2 separate regions of the Homo sapiens genome follow, and region 1 is linked to region 2. The links are chromatin loops, found by intact Hi-C in ENCODE. Cell type or tissue: PC-3. All regions are shown on one strand. Each heading gives the region's core, and the rest is flanking DNA. Links, peaks and the distances in the headings are about the cores only. Region 1 has its middle 110 kb from the start of LINC02344. Region 2 holds the start of STARD13 (StAR related lipid transfer domain containing 13).

The links. Hi-C counts contacts between places; a loop is a spot of excess contacts. Peaks named below come from ENCODE experiments on the same cell type or tissue, not always from the same donor. Only the 100,000 strongest peaks of a DNase experiment are listed, where the experiment ranks them.
Region 1: it touches region 2 in a loop (2.2-fold over the local background); 4 of 110 quality-filtered maps call a loop at or near these places.

What each region holds. Positions count from the first base shown.
Region 1 is chr13:33,438,621-33,444,007 of GRCh38, forward strand. It overlaps a transcript of STARD13 not described here. Among named protein-coding and RNA genes, the nearest start is that of LINC02344, 110 kb to the left of the region's middle. In PC-3, for the core only: CTCF peaks have their summits at 2,612 (motif pointing left) and 2,818; a DNase peak (open chromatin) is centred at 2,581.
Region 2 is chr13:33,283,758-33,289,144 of GRCh38, forward strand. It overlaps STARD13 (StAR related lipid transfer domain containing 13), which reads right to left and starts at 1,998. Exons shown (of 14, transcript NM_178006.4): 1 at 1,713-1,998. The coding sequence starts at 1,881. RefSeq lists enhancers at 2,101-2,160, 2,171-2,300. In PC-3, for the core only: a CTCF peak has its summit at 2,166; DNase peaks (open chromatin) are centred at 1,484 and 2,084; H3K4me3 peaks cover 2,717 bases; H3K27ac peaks cover 2,717 bases.

The sequences.
Region 1 (5,387 bases), core at 124-5,123, 150 kb after region 2:
AGACATTTTCCTGACAAAGTTCTAGCCAGTCATTTTTGCCTGGAGGCCCAGTGTAAAGGCCTCCTTGCAAATCTCCCCAAGAGCTGAAGAACAGCAGATGACTATATCCCAGAGATCCAATGCTCATCCTAAGCATAAGTGAAGCTGAGATCTTGGGTGTCTGAATAATGAACTGAAACTGGTTCTCAGCAGATTATAGAAAAATGAGTGTATAAAAATGGAAATAATGCTGGCACCAATGCAGATAAGGGTAGCATCAGACTATTGCTTTTAGAGGCATTATTTGACAAGATACTTCAAAATTGGGCTTTAAAGATATAAACTCAGAGAAAAGTGTTAACTTTCAAGTCTAGCAATACGCTATCTACAAGATATGAAGAATACATGCAGTGGAATCACATAAAGGGCTTTGAAGGGGTTCCTTTCTATGTATAAGCATGTAAATGACCGTATGAAGTGAGGACTGATATGGAGATTTCAGAATGTCTTATCCATAATGACTATTCAAATGAAAAGTACAACAACAGCTGCTAAAGAGTTGGTAAGAAGTGGTGATTCAAGATTGGTTAGCTGTTAGTTTACATAGTCATTAAAATAAGATTCCACAAATAAAGCTGCCAAGTATTCAGATTTATACAGAACATTTCCAAATACAAAAGCTATACAAATAAACCACTACCCTCATATATGCCTTATTTTCAAGAGGCCTTACCTTCGAAGCAGATGTTTCAGTAAAGGTGCAATCTTTTATTTAATTCCTATTTAACTTACAAGGTACATTTCAAGATAAAGACTGGTTATGCAAAGCAACTTCTTTCTGTGTAAAATCAACTTTACAAAATGGAGATAAACTCAGCAGCATGGCTGCATGAGGACCAGAGAAAACCCAATGAACTTTTCCAATTTTCAAAATGCAGGTCAAATTCTGATTTAACATCATACTGTATCCATCAACTTTGCATCCATGATTCAGCAACACTTATGGCATGTTTAAATTTATAGGGATGAGGCAAAGCTCTCCAAACAACTTTTATACATAAACAGGAAAACATTTTCTCAGGGAGACTTACCCACTCTTTCTTTGGGTCTGTTATCAGAGAGCACCTGTAAAAAAACAGTATCACTCTTAATATCTCAAAATTATACCACTTTTGTGAAGAATATTGAGTTTGAGACAAAAAATAAGATTGTAAAATTAGAATCAAATGGCCTCCAGAAATGAAAATAAAATGCCAACTGAGGCATGAAGATTGAATGATTTTAGGAACTACACAAATCATCAGGAATCATAAAAGTCATCAAAATACTCATTCATGGGGAAGACGCATTAAATGTATTTTTCTCTGACTTAAGTAAAGATTTATACAATACAGGCCTTGTGCAGTGGCTCATGCCTGTAATCCCAGCAATTCAGCAGGCCTAGGTGGGAGTTCCAGGCTTGAGCCGAGGAGTTCGAAATCAGACTGGGCAACATAGCGAGACACCCTGCTCTACAAAAAAATTTTAAAATTAGCCGAGCATGGTGGCATGTGCCTGTAGTCTCAGCTACTTGGAAGGCTAAGGTGGGAGGATCTCTTGAGCCTGGGAGGCAGAGGTTGCAGTGAACCGTGATCGTGTCACTGCACTCCAGCCTGGGCGACAGAACGAGGCAAAAAAAAAAAAAAAAGATTTACATGATACCATGTGTCTATTTAGTAACTGAGAAGAAGACTAAAGTCTAGTTTTAATCCACTGCTCCAGGGCCCTGGTGCCACCAATAGTCTCCTTAGTGCTAAAGCCAGGCCCTGCGTCACTGTGTCTCTCAGTGACATCACAGGCCCTAACTCAGCTGACTACTCCTTCCTTCTGCAACTTTATCCTTCTGGCCTTCTGAATCCCATGCTGTCCCTGCTGTCTTTTCTACCCCTCTGCTTGTTCCGTATCATTTTCTTGGTGGGCTCTCCTTTTGCTTGTGCCCTTCTTATATGCTGATTTCATTTACTTAAGTTTTATTTTGTCTTGTTAGGGATGGGTGCTGGCCCTTCTTCCCTTCTCACTTTGCACCTTCTTCCAGGGTGATCTCATGTACTTTCCATCCATATTCTGATAACCTTCAGGTTTAGATCTCCAACTTAGGTCTCTTTCCTTGAGCTCCAGGAAAACAGCGATTTTTTTTTTTTTTTTTTTTTTTTTTAAGATAGAGTCTCACTCTGTCACCCAAGGCCAGGCTGGTCTCGAACTCCTGAACTCAAGTGATCCGCCCACCTCGGCCTCTCAAAGTGCTGGGATTACAGGCATGAGCCACCGTGACTGGCCAAGAACAAACTGTTGATTGCACATTTGCCTTTGGACATTTCACATCAGACACCTCAAACTCTGTGTCCAAAACTCAACGTCCTCTCCTCCCCTCCCACCTCCTCCTCCACCTCCTTGTCCACACACACATACAGATCCCCTGTCTATGTTCCCTCTGTCTTGGTGAATGGTGTTTCCATCTACCTGTTTGCTCAAATCAGAAACTCAAAGATCACCCATGACTCCTTCCTGTCCTCACTACATCCTGCTGAAGCCTACTTCCAAATGTTGCTTGAATCCATCTGCTTCTTTTCATCCCTGCTGCCACCTCCTGGGCAACATTCAGGTAATACCTAGAAAATTGCAATAGTTTCCTAACTTCTTAGTCCGATTCTAGTCTTAATTCTCTCCAATCTATATTCTCAGCCAGTGTGATTCCTTCAAAATCAATGTGATCACTTCAATCTTCTTAAAATCCTTCAATGATTCCTCATTACTCTAAGAATAAATACAGTTTTGTGGTTAAGATAATATGTTTAGCAATCAGAAAGACAGTTCCTAGCCATATGACCTTAAAAAAGTGACCACATTTCTCTAAGCCTCATTTCCTCATCAGTAAAATGGGGTTGCTTTGAGGAGTAAGTACAAAAATTCAGGGGATGTCCTGAGCCCCAAGTGTAGCAGAGAAAAGGTATACAGTAAATATTGGTTGATTATTGTGAAGGAAATTCGGAAAAACAGATGCTTACGATTATTAACTTTTTCAAAGTATCAGGTACACAGTATTCTACAAGAGTCAGTCAGGAAAGAGGCAAAATGATGATGCAGTTAAAGCTTTGTCCTTGATACCACAGTTCCTTCCCATCCCATTGTTTGTGTTTCTCCCTATATTCTACGCCTGTGCTCATACTTGCCCCGGGAAAAAGCAAATCCACAAAAGAGTTGGTAAGTGACAATAAGATCCACTTTTCCCAAGGATATTCACATATGAAAGGGACATCATTTGACAATAAACACCAATAAAAGAACTTCATTTCATTTTAATAAATGGTGCAACTTCAGACATTTGTGACACACAGAGGAGAAAAGATCCCTCCATATTTTTAAACTAATATCAGTGGTTCTGACTTGGTCTGGAAGCAAATATATTTAATGACTATTTGACCTGGAATAAGAAACAGAGTAAACTTAGAAAGTAAAATAAGCTGTGTTACTTGAACATAATAAAACATTAAGCATTATTCTCTAAATACAATAATGTTCTGACAATCATGTAAATTAGAAATAACCCAGTAGAATTCTTCCATTTCAGCTGTTTAAAAATTCTCACTTACGAACTAAGAGCAATTGCTGCCGAAAAATTTAAGCCTCACGGCTTGAAAAGGAAACAAAACACAGAAGTATGCTTTCTCAGCCACACCTTGAGATGGAGTGCTAACAGAGCTACTCATACATTAATAATAATAATAATAAATAATCCTTGGCACAATAACTGAAAGTCAGATTACTTGATTTCAAAATAAATCAATGCAACCCAACTGAAATAGGAATTCCAGAGAGAATATTTGACAAAAGTATGGCCAAGTATTATCTTGTCCTAAATGTAGAATATTTAAAAGGTAAACAGAGTTTGAATTTGATGAATATATGAATGTATACAGAATAGGAACATTTCAAGTGCGAGGTATCATGATGAGATAAAAGGAGAAACTAATTATCTGAAATTAAAGCAACAAAAGTTAGTGTTTTGAAAAATGAAAAATATTTGAAAAATATTACTGAAGTTCAAAGATGTTAGAGATATTAAAAATGAGCCCCTCATGTATCTACCATTTTAGTAGTACATGAAACATTAGAAGCAGAGGCATAGGGGCCCTCATTTCCCAGGAAAATTGATGAGGCAAAAAATGAATACATAACACCCATTTTCCATAATATATTAATTGTAAAACATTCATAAATGTGATGGTGAACATATTCTTCTTTATGGATTATATAGCAATATTTTAACATAATAATCTTCACTTAAAATCACAGGATGCCAGGGGCCAGGGCAAGAAGGAATAGGGAGTTATTGATTAATTGGTACAGAGTTCAGTTTTACAAGATGAAGAGTTCTGGAGATGGACAGTGGGGTTGGTTGCATAACAATCTGAATGTTCTTAATACCACTGAACTGTACACTTAAAAATGGTTAGGATGGGCTGGGCGCAGTGGCTCACCCCTGTAATCCCAGCACTTTGGGAGGACGAGGCGGGCGGATCACAAGGTCAGGAGATGAGACCATCCTGGCTAACACGGTGAAGACCCGTCTCTACTAAAAATACAAAAAATTAGCCAGGCGTGGTGGCAGGTGCCTGTAGTTCCAGCTACTCGGGAGGCTGAGGCAGGAGAATGCCTTGAACCCAGGAGGTGGAGCTTGCAGTGAGCCAAGATAGTGCCACTGCACTCTAGCCTGGGCAACAAAGCGAGATTCTGTCTCAAAAAAAAAAAAAAAATTGGTTAGGATGATAAATTTTATGTTAAGTGAATTTCATAACAATTAATAAAAAGGGTCCCCCCCCCAAAAAAAAAACACTAGAAGCACACACTCTATTGCAACCCCGTATATTGAACCTCCTGCTGCTTCCTACTTCAAACCCCTCTGTTTGGAAATCCAAATAGAAACTCTTTAGAACTTAGCAATATAACACATTAAGAGGATGTCTCGGCCATGTGTGGTGGCTCACGCCTGTAATCCCAGCACTTTCGGAGGCCAAGGTGGGTGGATCACTAGGTCAGGAGTTCAAGACCAGCGTGGCCAACATGATGAAACCCCGTCTCTACTGAAAATACAAAAATTAGCTGGACGTGGTGATGTGCACCTGTAATCCCAGCTACTTGGGAGGCTGAGGCAGGAGAATCATTTGGACCCAGGAGATGGAGGCTGCAGTGAGCTGAGCCGAGATTGTGCCACTGCACTCCAGCCTGGGCAACAGAGCGAGACTCAGTCTCAAAAAAAAAAAAAAAAAAAAAAGAAGATATCTCTAAAATCCAAAATGTGACTTATGGATAGACAATTTTAGAAAACTGCTCCTATTGGGGGGATAATTATTCATACTCACCTAATAATC
Region 2 (5,387 bases), core at 274-5,273:
GAGGGTGCCCATATGTCTGTGTGACAGGGCACGTTCAGTGATAGTGCATGTGTTCACAACTTCAAATCTTGAATGGAAAAATAACCCTCATTCCAAAAAGAACATAAATAATATTTAAATAAAATAAATTATTGTAAATACATCTAAGGAGGTCTGCAAAGCAATTTCAGCTAGTTCTCTGCAATATTTCTCATATGATATGCATGCTGAGGAACATTTATATCTTGTAGATGATAGCGCATCATTAAGCCTCGGTGTTCATAAAGATGATGGCATTTGGAAAGGCACCATTGTCAGAAATTTCTAAAACCAAAGTGGAGCTGGTTTTTATTCTAAGCCTAAAGTATTTTTAAATCTAGCCACAGGGAAATAATTACTTTTGTTTCTATTCAATCAAGACCTGGACACAGAGTTTATGCAATGACATAATATCCTTCCTGAAATCAGACCAGCATGTAGGAAGGACCAGCATCCTTCACACATAACTAGTTCCTGAACCTTTACAAACAAATCCTAATTTCCAAGGAAACAATCTCATCAAATGCTGCCCGCTAGAATACATATTGTTCTTTCTGGAAACATTACAATAAGATTTTCATGATTACAAACCCCAACTTCCTCTTTAATATTCAATATAATCTTAAACTCATTTATTTAAGTGGAAACTGTATTTTTATAATGGCTCTAAAAATTCCTGGTTAACTTATTTAGCACCAATATAATAATTTCTTTTTTTGTTGTGTAGGAGGAGGGTGATCATTAACTGACTGTCAACGTGTGTTAGGGGCTTCTTAGGAACGGCTCTAAAAATTCCTGGTTAACTTATTTAGCACCAATATAATAATTTCTTTTTTGTAGTCTAGGAGGAGGGTGATCATTAACTGACTGTAAACGTGTGTGTTAGGGGCTTCTTAGGAATGTTCGTCTTTCTGCTTTCTACTGATATACCCTATAAGGAGCATGTTTTAAATTTTTTTTTTTTTTGAGACTGGTAAATTTTAGTAATGTCCAGACTTCCAGGCTGGTATTTTGAGGGGCTGGGAATAAAAAGAATATCAAGCAGCTTATAATCAATATTCTCTTCTCTTTGCATTAGGAAGCTGGAGTTTTGTGTGCAGGTTACGGGATTTGTTTTGAGATGAACGAACACCTTAATTCTCTACCAGGAAAACAATATTAACACATCTGTGGCAACTGCTGACATAAACATACAAACAGGAAGAGAATGCGATTCTAGTGCTTAGCCTGGTGGCCTTTAGAACAGAATTCTTGCTTTCCTCCTCTTCACTAAGGATATTCGAAATACTCTGGGCAGGGTGGACATTAGTCCCTCGCCTCCTCCCTAATGAAATAAACAAGTGTCCACATTTTAAATGTGACGGAGTGTGAGGAAACTGCAGAAAAGCTCCTAAGATACACACTGAGTAACAGTTCTCATCTGTTCTGTAGACACACGTCAGTTTGGGAATTTATGATTCACTGTCCCACCGTGAAGTTTTTTGTGCACTTTATGTTGAGCTATGTGGCAGCTAAGGACTGTCCTGTTTGCTGAAAACTGCAGCCTAAAGTTATTTTTCAAAGTTACGGGTAGTGTGGCATAGAAATCCATATGTTATAAAGTGGAAACAAACAAACAAAAAAAACTGGGTTAGCATGAAATAGAGCCAACAGAAATCAGAATGAGCAACAGCCTTCCACTGCCGGCCACTCACCTTGTTGAATTTTAGTCACTAGCTGATGGCGTGCTAGAATCCGGCTCATCCTGTAAGGAGAGCGTCTTGTAGTCTGATCAAATCGCAAGTACATCTCCTGGCCCTCAGGTGTCATGGAATTTAGGTAGTAGCAGCCTGAGGCTGGGGTCCTGGGCACCTGACTGAACATCTCGGCAGATTTCCTATTGCCACCTCAGTCTGCCTGTGGCTGTTGCCGTCTGTCTCCAGTCTCAGTCAAAGAGCAAGGCACCCAGCCCAGGACAGCTCAACAGACCCAGCGATTTTTAAAAAGAAAGAGGAGTGCCAAAGCCACAACTCAGAATTCCAACCCCCGGGGCCCTCACGTGACCTCGGGAACCAATGAGAGGAAGAGAGGAAAATGGGAACGTTTGCAGTCAGCCCTAAGCCCCGACCAGAGGCAGTTCCAGCCGCCAGGGTCCCTCACACAACGCTGAAAGCAAAATACACGTATTTGACGTGCCTCAGAGCTGACGAAGCACCCAAAAGCAGCCCTCACTAAAGGAGTCGAAAGAAAAAGAGAGAGGGAAGGGCAAAACAAGTAGAAGACAAACAAGTCCAGGGCTCAGGAAACTTTTCAGCCTGTCAAAGTTAGAGAAAGCTCCTTCGCTTTCTACAGGGCAGCAGCAGCCAGGTAAAAGATGGACCTGATAAATCTCTTAAATTTAAAAAACACAACACAACAAAAAAAAACTACTTCAAACAAGCATCAACAGCTGAGCGTAAGCCACCACCTTCATTATCAAGAAACAACTCAAATAAAAACTTTTCCAGTGAAAAATAAACTTCAAGGGCTTTAACACCAGGAGTGAATACACCACAGATCCTGACCCTCACGTGATGGGAATTGGAGGGCTCTTACAGATAAGACTCAGAGAGGCAAAGTACACACGCGTTACGTATTAAGCATCCTTTCCTCTTTGATTTCTCTACTTCCCCAATTTTTAATCACCTAGAGGTAAAATACTTAGAAGGTGCCTATCACATTTAAGACACTGAATCATTTAAGACAAGAATCACTGCAGAAGTTGCAAAGGTACTTCAAAGATACTGTCATCAACCTGCTAAGGACCCATTGAGAAGTTATACAAAAGCTTCTAACATGAGGCCATATATATGTCTCAAAAAGGACGCAAACACAATGCTAGGTGAGCAATATTATTTTTGACTGGGGTGATGATTGCAAGCCAGATAGAGAAAGAGACATTTGGATAGGCTTTTTAAAATGGGGGGAATTCTGATAGGCAGAGGCTGGGGAGGGCTTTGCAAGAGACTGTAGGTACCCATGTGTGCAGATCCAGAACCAGAGTATATGGTTTAAGCAAACTGCTAGTAATTCAGTTTGGCCATATCTGAGTGTGTGTGTATATATATACGTGTATATATATATGTGTGTATATATATGTGTATATATGTGTGTATATATATACATACACACACTGAGTGACATATATGTATATGTCATTATAATTTTCCCTGTTTTTCTTCTTTAACATTGTTTGATGTGAAGAGAAAAAGTCCACAGAAAACATGTTATCAAATTCTGAGCCTGGGGCTGAAAGAATAAAGTTCTTTGATACAAAAAGTATATGACCAAGTTGCTTCTACATTTGGCTGACGGAAACATAGCCTGGCTGGGAATTTATAGTCTAATAATGAGAAATTATTTCTACATTATTTCCAAATTAAAAGTTTAACAGGATTTAAATTAGGACTTTGATTCTTCTTACTCTGGCTCTCCGAGGCCCATAAGCCTTAACAACTTTCCCTGAGGGAATTGTTGCTAGCCTGATTCTGAGAAGCAGCTCGTCTTGTATAACTGTCCCGCTATGAGAATAAACAAGTTAAGCACGATCTCTGCAGCCCAGCATGTGACAATTGCCTACTACCTCACGTAGTTGGTAATTGTCAGCCTCTTCGGGTGGTTACACAAGAGTCATCATGTCTTTGTTTTCAGGTTGGCTTCATGGCAGGAAGGGAAAGAAAGATCTATGGGGCCATACTGTGCACTTTCCATTCTTATTTAGGATTTGAGCAGCAGTTTTTCTGTTCCATAGCATCGTCTGTGGAAGGTGAAAGGGATCTGAGACCTAAGGAACTGCTCGGCAGAAGCTCGAATGGAGAAAGGTCGAGCACCATATTGCAAAGTTGGCTGCCTGGAAGGTTCATGAGCCCAGCTCAGTCCGCACCGGTGGCCGTCCAATTAAGGTGCTTGCATCAGCTGCTTTGTGCACGTGCTTTCGGCTTGATGGTCCAACACTGGGAGCATCTGTGTCATAACTTTTTGTTCAAGGCAGACACTTGGTGGTTATCACTTTTTTACTGGAAGAGAATGGAAGGAGGGTGGAGAGAGAAAGAAGAGGGGAGCATGGGACTTGAGAACATTGAACATGTTCTGGGAAACCAAGTAAAGGTGAGGAAAAGGTAAAAAGGTAAAGGTGAGGAAAAAATACGTAGCTTTTTATAGCTTTGGAGAGCACTTAAAGATAGACCGGCCATTTCCAATGCCAACCTTGCAGTTCATTGCTGACTTGGCTGCATTCTATTATGAAAACAAGTGGAATGATTCTTCCTGAGAAGGATTGCAGTGTGTCAAGGCGAGGTTACTAGATAAAACAATAACAACGACAATAAAACTTACATTGTCTCCTTTTTGCATAGTCATGAATGTGTTGAAAGTGCTGGGGTGTCTGGTTCTGAAAACATTAAGATCATAAGTTTGTATTTATGACTACATATAATATTTCATTAAAATAATCTTAGCAATAAAGAGCAAGAATTGAATTTATTTATTTATTTTTAAGATGGTGCCTCACTCTGTCTCCCAGGCTGGATTGCAGTGGCGCAATCATAGTTCACTGTAGTCTCCAACTCCTGGGCTCAAGTGATTCTCTTGCCTCAGCCTCCCAAGTAGCTGAGACTCCAGGTGCACACCATCACACCTGGCCAATTAAAAAAAAAAAAGTTGTAGAGATGGGGGTCTCTCTTTGCTTCCTAAGCTGATGGCAAACTCCTGGCTTCCAGCATTTCTCCTGCCTCAGCTTCCCAAAGTGGTAGGATTACAGGCGTGACCAATCACACTTGGCCCTACATTTTTTTTTTTAAAAAAAGGGAATTTTTATTCCCTAATTAAAAAAAAAAAGCCAACTTAGAATGAAGCCTCATTTTTTCAAAAAATCAGCCAGCATTTTAATAAGGGGCTCTAGGAAGGATCACATATCAACATTTGGTTTTCTGTATGCATATACAGGGCCGCTAAAGTTTTATTTCATAGTTCAAGTAGTATCTATAAATTCATGTACCTGCTCACCATGTTTTTGTCATTTTGTATTTCCAAGGTACTATATTTAAAGCAAATATGTAACATTATTTTCTCATTAGCATGTCATTAGTACCTTGTTTTATGCTAAAGTATTGCCATTGCTATGAAACTTGTATTTTTTAAATAAATTCTTTTTTGTGATCATATAGTCCCCGTGTTAGAAGAATTACCACTGGGGTAGACAGGTCTGTTGTATTAGAATCAAGAAGTGGCTAGTTCTCTCTCTGGCTTTTCCTTTACAGGCAACTGAGAGAGCTGGTCCTCTTCTCCAGTGAGTGCATGAAGTCCTATGGAATCAAAGAGGGAGAGAGTGCCCAAATCACAAGCATCTTCCA